Regions from separate parts of the Homo sapiens genome. Here region 1 is linked to region 2. Evidence: chromatin loops called from intact Hi-C (ENCODE). Cell type or tissue: endothelial cell of umbilical vein. All regions are shown on one strand.

What was found. A loop is a pair of places that touch in the nucleus more often than their neighbours do. Peaks named below come from ENCODE experiments on the same cell type or tissue, not always from the same donor. Only the 100,000 strongest peaks of a DNase experiment are listed, where the experiment ranks them.
Region 1: a loop joins it to region 2, with 15 times the contacts of the local background. A loop is called at or near these places in 1 of 110 quality-filtered maps.

What each region holds. Positions count from the first base shown.
Region 1 is chr3:119,688,491-119,692,490 of GRCh38, reverse strand. No RefSeq gene overlaps it. Among named protein-coding and RNA genes, the nearest start is that of CFAP91, 13 kb to the left of the region's middle. In endothelial cell of umbilical vein, a CTCF peak has its summit at 2,223; a DNase peak (open chromatin) is centred at 2,220.
Region 2 is chr3:119,768,014-119,772,013 of GRCh38, reverse strand. No RefSeq gene overlaps it. Among named protein-coding and RNA genes, the nearest start is that of NR1I2, 12 kb to the left of the region's middle. In endothelial cell of umbilical vein, no CTCF peak of the experiment used is centred here; a DNase peak (open chromatin) is centred at 2,033; H3K27ac peaks cover 2,514 bases.

The DNA of each region.
Region 1 (4,000 bases), 80 kb after region 2:
ACCCAATGGGAAAACATACAGATCATAACCAATATATATGTATACTCATGGGAGGGAGGTAGTTGGAAAAAATTCAGTTGCCAAACCTTGAATGGCCTATTAGGTAAATTTAAATGTCAAGGAGGAGTCTATACAGATTTTCCTTGGTTAAATTTAGGACAGGTGGTAAAAGTCAAATAAGCATTTTAGTGGCTTTTAAAATATTTCCCCACCCCACCAATATTGTTTTCTGGAAGAAATTAATGTCAGTTGCCTAATGAATCAAATTATGTACTGTAGTTAATAGTGGATATTTCCTTGAATCTGGGAGAACTGGTTTGTTCTCAGGTCCCGATCAGAGTTCCTTTTGCTCATCAAACCAGAAATCATGGTCCTTTTTCGGTTTCATTGTTGTTTTTGAGATAGGGTCTCACTCTGCCACCCAGGCTAGAGTGCAGTGTGATCATGTCTCACTGCATCCTCAAACTCCTAAGCTCAAACAATACTCCTGCCTCAGCTTCCTAAGTAGCTGGGACTACAGGCACACCTCACCACACCTGGCTAATTTTCTCATTTTTTTGTAGGGACAGGGTCTCACTGTATTGGGAGGCTGCTCTTGAATCCCTGGCCTCAAGCAATTCTCCCACCTTGGCCTCTCAAAGTGCACTACAGGGGTGAGCCACCACACCCAGCCTGTTTTGTTTTGTTTTGTTTTGTTTTGTTTGAGACAGAGGAGTCTCACTCTGTCGCCCAGACTAGAGTGCTGTAGCAAGATCTCGGCTCACTGCATCCTCTGCTCCCCAGGCTCAAGCGATTCTTGTGCCTCAGCTTCCTGAGTAGCCCAGGATTACAGGTGCATGCCACCAAGCCTATCTAATTTTTTTGTATTTTGACAGAGTTTTGCCATATTGGCCAGGCTGGTCTTGAACTCATGACCTCAGGTGATCCACTCACTTCAGCCTCCCAAAATGCTGGGATTGCAGTTGTGAGCCACTGTGCCCAGCCCTGTTTTGTTTTTTTGACTTCAGTTTTGTTTTTTGACTTCTGAGGCCCAATTCTGTGCATCTTTGGTAATTGTTCTTTTTTTTTTTTCTGGGTCTCATTCTGTCACCCAGGCTGGAGTGCAGTGGCTTGATCATGGATCACTGCAGCTTCTACATCCCTGAGCTCAGGAGATCCTCCTACCTCAGCCTTCTGAGTAGCTGAGACTACAGAAGCACACCACCATGCCCAGATAATTTTTTGAGTGTGTTTTTTTGTAGAGATGGGGTTTTGTCATGTTGCCCAGGCTGGTCTCTAACTCCTGGACTCAAGCAATCCACCTGCCTCGGCCTCCCAAAGTGCACAGCCATGAGCCACTGTGCCTGGCCTCTTTGATAATTATTCTTAAATCATTTGTTGAAAGTTCTTTTAGTAGGGCCATAACAGAGATTTGATCAAATGAACCTTTAATGGCAGCATTCTTTGCTGCATTATTAGCAAAGCGGTTTACTCTCATCTCCATAAAAATGTAGATTTGAATGTACAGAAAATTAGATAATAGCCAAAGCAGCTGGTAGCTAGATGATATCCAGTAAGTCTTGTGTGTAGGATCCATTTGTAATTTGGCCTCCCATGGAAGTGAGGAAACCTATTATTTCCATAACATCCCCAAATCATGAGCAACCTCGAAAGCATACCTACTGCCTGTAAATACAGATTAGTAGATTTCCCTTTAGCAAGGAGGCAAGCCCAAGTAAGGGCAAAAGCTCAGCCTGTTTGACAGAAGTAGCCACAGGTAGGAAGCTAGCCTCAGATACTTCAAAAAAAGGTAATAATTGCATATCCTGCACACTCTTTGCCAGTGTCATCCTTTAAATATGATCCATTTGTAAACAATGATAGTTCAGCATTGTCCAATGGACTATATTGCAAATCTTTCTGGGGAATCAAAAGATAGTGAGGGTCAAACACTCATGGGGGGTTTCATCAGAAAGAAGGGGTGAGATGCAGGATTAAGATTGTTACAGAGAGAAAGTTATGTGAGGAGCAGCTAGTAAACGAAGTTCATAAATGCTAAGACAACTGGTAGAAAGGTGTTGGGTATGATGGGAATTTAAGAGCTTCAACAGAATGGGGAACAAAAGTGGTCAAAGGAGATCTCATGATTATTTATTCTATAGCTATAACTAGTAGAGCAGTAGCTGGAATAGTTCCCAAACAGGAGCATAATCCCCAAGCCGCTGGATCTAGTTATTGGCTGTAATATCCACTGGGGGCAGTGTTACTCTCAATGATTTTTTTAGTTAAGACGCCCAAGGAATTTCCCTTTTTTCATAAACAAAAAGGAAAATAAGGAGTGGATAATTGGGATGTCTCAGAGTATGGGGGGTTTAATAATTCTTTCTTTAATTTAGTAAATGCAATATTTTTAGATTCTTCTCAAACAATGGGATCGGTTTTAGAGGTCTTGAGTAGGGTGTACAGGGGTTGAGCAATTAAGTAAAAGTTTGGTATCCAGTTACTGCAGTATCCAGCAAGTCTAAGAAACTCTCTGAGTTGCCATTTCATTTTAGATTTGGGGAACTGCAGGACACCTTGGATCTGTTCAGGGCCCAAACGTAGTCATGTTCAAGAAGTCAGATGACCTAGATATTTAGCTTGGGTCTTAACTATAGTTATATTTTTTCTTAGAAACCTTATGATTTTTTTGTGGCAAGAAGTTTTAGAAGATGCACACTGTCTATCTCACAGGCTACCTGCGTGAGAAAGAACAAAGAAATAAATTACCTACATATTTCAGTAAGGGTGAGCCTTGAAGAAAAGCCACATTTTGTAAATTAGCTTTCAGAATTTGAGAAAAGTAGGAAGGGCCTTCCATATAGCCCTGAGGCAAAACAGTCCAAGTATATTGTTGTCCTTTCCACGTAAAGGCAAACAGATATTGACTAGTTTGATCAACAGGGATGCTGAAGAAGACACTACAGAGGTCAATAACAGTGAAAATTCACTATCAGTAGGTATAGAAGTCAGCAGTATGTGGATTTGGGAACAGAAGTATGTATATTTTGGACCATGAGGTGACAGGGTATAACAATATTATTTATGGCATGGAGATCCTGAACAACTCTCCATCCTCAACAATTAGGTTTTCTTACTGGGAGGGTGGAAGTATTAGGGGCTGATACAGGGAATTATTAGGCCTTGAGTTTTGTATTCTTCAATATTGGGTCTAAGGCAGTTTGGTTAAGGAATATTGTTTAATACTAGGCAAAGGCTTGGTTGAATCAATTTGGATTTTGATTGAGGGTGCATTATGAATTCTACCAACATCTGTTGATGATGTGGCTGATAAAGAGACAGTTTTCTGTTCCAATAGGGAACTCTGAGACTCAGTGGAGAGTTCTTTAGTACATGGGACAACATAACAAATGAGTGGGAGATTATTGGTAGAGTTCAACAGGCTATTGGGCTTATCAGACTCCAAAATTATTTCCCCCTTTAGGGATAAAGAGATGCCAACATGACATATATTTTTTTTAAATCTCATCCCAATAAGTTAGCTGGAGCAGATTCTGCTAGTAAAAAAGGATAGGTATCTTGTAAAAACCCAAGGCAAAAAGCAATGGGCTGAGCTTGAAATGCCATCAGTGGTTTATTAGAAACTCCTACTATTTGAATAATTTTATAACTCCAAGGCAAGGCCTGGCTTAGGTTGGTGGGATTGAGTACTGATAGGGTTGCTTCTGTGTCAATGAGAACAGGTAGGACCTCATTGCCAAGGAGGTTGAGGGGAAGAATTGGAAAAAGCCCCTGTATATTTTTGGATCCCTTTCATTAGGAGGCAGGAGTCAAAGGGCTAAATGAAGAAGACTATTTAGATTGGTTAAATTTATAACAGTTTTTCTTGCTGTGGCCAGGTTGTTTACAATAATGACGGATGCCAGGAGGTGAGTTTCATGAATTAGAGGAGTGGTGCCATTCAGAGCCCTAATTGTTTTCTCTGGGACCTTTCATTTGTTGTAATTGGAGGTTTGGGATT
Region 2 (4,000 bases):
CATCTTCCTTAAGTGGGAACTTAGATAACTGGTTTTAAGCCTCTTTTCTAACATGAGTGCATATAGCTACCATTTCTCTGTAAGCACTGCTTTTGCTACATCCTACAAATTTTGAAGTTGTATTTTCTCAATCGTTCACATGTTATTTCTTCTTTGATCCAAAGGTTATTTAGAGATACACTGTTTAACTTCCAAATGTTTGGGGATTTTCTAAAAATATGTATCTGTTCCTGATTTCTAAGTTAGTTGTTTCTGTGGTCAGATAACATATTTTATAAGATTTCCATTGTTTGAAACATATAAAGATGTTTTGTGGCTCAAAATATGGCTTATCTTGATAAATGTTCCATGTACACTTGAAAAGAATATGTATTCTGCTGTGGTTGGGTATAGTGTTCTGATTAGTGTTAAGCAAAGGTATGTAGTTTTGTTAAAATCTTCTAAACTTTACTGATTTCTTGTCTAATTGTTCTATGCTATTGAAAAGAAGGTGTTAAGTCTTCAACTTTGGAGATTTGTTTACTTCTTTTTTTGTTAGTTTTGCTTTGTGAATTTTGAAGCTCAGTTATTAGGGGCATAAATGGATAAGACTATTTGGTTTTCATTTATTATTTTTATGAGATATCCTACTTTATCTTTGGTAATACTGCCTGCTTTGAAATTTTTTTTTTGCCAGCTGTAGTAATAGAACCAGTCTAGTTTTCTTATGCTAAATATTTTCCTGTTGTATCATTTTCCACCTATTTACTTTCATTATCACTGTTTTTATATTTAAAAGTGTCTCTTGTAAATCATATGCTTGGTTTTGCTTTTCTTCAAAACAATTTTAAGAAAAAAAAAACAAAACAAAAAACCATTTTGACACCTGTGCCTTTTATTTGGAGTGTTTAATACACTAATATTTAATGCATGTTAAAGTTGAGTTGAGGTGTATCATTTTGTGATTTATTTTCTATTTGTCCCAACTTGATTTTAGTCTTATGTTTCTCCTTTTTTTTCCTTTTTCTGGGTTAGTTTTTTCGTATTCTCAGTCAGCCAGGGGTATGTGGAAAACTTGTCTCAACCCTTCCAGGATCTCCCCATTAGCACTCTGGTTGGTTTGCTGCTCACCCCAACTGGGACTGCATCCTTGGGCTAACAAAGCTGTGGCCTTTCCCTATTCATTTCTGAGTTTGCTACTTTTAGTATATGCAAAGTCACAAAATTTCATGCCACTTCTCGACCCTAAATATTGAAATTTAAAACTTTATAAGTATTTCTCCTCTGGCAGAAGAGCCACTGGGTTTTTGGCCAACTCCAAACTGGAAAACTACGATTCTTGCTGATTGAGCTTGATGGGAGGTGGGGGAAAGAATTAGCCTTCTGCTGTTTCTCCTTGAATCTCTAGGAGCTTTTCAACTTGCTGCCCATCTCTAGTAGATTTCTAGTTCCCTGGATGCTTTTGTCAATTTTGTCCAGTTGTATGGTTTTTTTTTTTAGTGGAGGAGTATTGCTGACCTCTTCATTCTGACATAATTGAAAGCTGATTTTATAGATATGTTTTAATAAAATATCTTTAATTTTTATTAAAAATAAAAGAAACAGTGAAAAGAACATTTTTGCTTCTTCTCTGAAACTTCTGTTGGAGGTTTCTTAAGCTGTCGAATGTCTTTTGTACAAGGATAAATGGGATAAATTCCTTTTAGGATGTCATACAGAAGGCCTCTCCCTTCCTTTATGACTTACTTGGTTCCTTGATAATAACATTCACAAGTTGAATCACAAAAAGTTAAACGTTTATAAGGAATGAATGTTATAAATTAGAATTATGTCCTTGAAACTCATTTCATACCGTAATATGCCAAGACATAATAAATGATCTCTAAAACCACACACATGTTTACTTTTACAAACATTAAGTATGTAGAATTTCATTCAATAAATACCTACTAAGGGATTGATAGGTGCCAGAGACTGGACTGGCTAAGCACTGCAAATGAAAACAAATGAACTCACTAGGTACAGCTGCTGCCCTGCCCTCACACGCCAGTGAGAGAGACGATTACGCAGGAAATTACTATCAAGTGTGTTATTGAGGAAGTACCAAGTGTTATGACTATGTCCAGTATCAATGTTTTCTCACACATTTTTTTTCTTTGAAATTCTTTATGCTTTACAAAGAAAATATAATTAGAACCTGGACTGAAGACATATCTTCTGTAGTAAGTCTGAATGGTAAATGCTTGGAGAGGGACAATTTCCTTGGGAAACACGTCATCTATTCTCAATTTGGAATGTACATTAAATCACTTGGGAAACTTTAAAAAAAAAATCCGTTTGCTTGGGCTCCCCTTCTAAAGATTCTATCTTAATTGGCCCGAGGTGAAACCCAAGAAGCACTTTTTTTTTAAAGTACTCAGGTGGTTTTCGCATGCAGCCACAGCCAAGAACCACTGTAGTCCTCACTTCCAGTTTCCTCATGTGCCACCTATCATAAAAGGTGCCTCCTTCAAGATTGCAGCTAAGTTTTCTGGGAAGTTCTTCTGCGCAATACTTATGGCTTCCTTCTACTGCACTAATATCTGGTAGGGAGGGAGCCCTTATTCTCAACACCTCAAGTTTCTACAGAACATGAGGTACTCATTCCTATCCCTTTCTTGCTGGAGGGGTTAGGGGAGGGGCAGATGATAGCACATCCATATTCTCTCTGTCTCTTATTGTTCCCCAAATGAGACCGAGAAACTCATCTGATGGGTTAGAGACTGATATCCACTGCGCCACTGCCTATACAGTGGTAGGTGTGGTCGTTTTCCTTATAAGCAGGAAACATGCTCCACCTATTTCTCTTTTGTCCTTTATCCCTTTGTGATAGTAAAATTAGCTAACTGGTGCTTATTGGGTATTTACCGTGTGTTGCCTGCTAAGCTTTTTATATAAATTGATTCATTACATCCCGACATCAACCTCATGAGGTACAACCTATGGTTATACCATTTTACACATGAGGAGGCTAAGGCTTAAATAACCCAGGGATTAAATAACCTGTCTGACACACTGAACTTGGACTGTGATTTCAATCCGGACAGTCTGGGTCCAGAGCCTGCTCTCTTAACTTCCATGCTACTGATGGCAGTGGCCACATCAGACGGTCTGCCACTGCCATCACACTGGCTGCAGCAGGGAGGTGCAGCCAAGGCTGCACCCTCCATGGAGCTGGTGGGAGCTAGGGACAAGCAGGAGCCCCGCCCCTTCTGAGTTGGGGTGGGAGCTCCCCCGGTGCCACTGCAGCCACCCAAACCATGGCTGTAGACCCTGGCCTCCCACTCCACAGAGCAGGCAGGAGCCTTGCCCTCCCAGCAGGGCTTCAGCCACCCAACCGTGGCTGCAGATGTGAGCCTCCCTTTGCTCTTGGGGGACTGGGAGCAGGCAGGAGCCTGCTGCTGGGCACAGCTGCAGCTGCCCAAACTGTGGCTGCAGACTCAGGCATCCCTGAACTCTTGGGGGCCCTGGAATGTCCCCCTACCCTAACAGGCTTGCAAGTGCCTGCTCCTGCTGCCTGGCTTCTCCCCACTCCTGGTGCATGTTCTGATTGTGGAGCAAGGTTGGGGCCGAGCCAGGGCACTGTCACAGGCCAGCAGGGTGGGCGCACGTTCAGGGCAGTGCTGACATGCCAGCCCCCTGCTGCCTTGGCCCCCTCCTGTCTTTGGGCACTGAAGAGCACAGGAGGGAAGCTGAGGGGGTGCTGAGGGCAGCTCAGCACTGGCCTGCAGGCACCCCTTTGCAGGAAGAGCCTGGGTGCCATGAATGACAGGGGAGGCAGACAGCTCCTGGGCAGAAGGGGGCAGGGCCTCAGTGAAGTCCCACCTTCATGCCAAGAAGGCCTGAAGCCTGGGCGCCGGGCTGCCAGTCCTGCTGCCTGGAGGGGGAGCTTATATCCCTTTTTCCTGGGCCTGCCCATGGCTACCCATGGACCAATCAGCATGCACTTCCCCTCTCTGAAGATCAAAAAACCATGGACTCA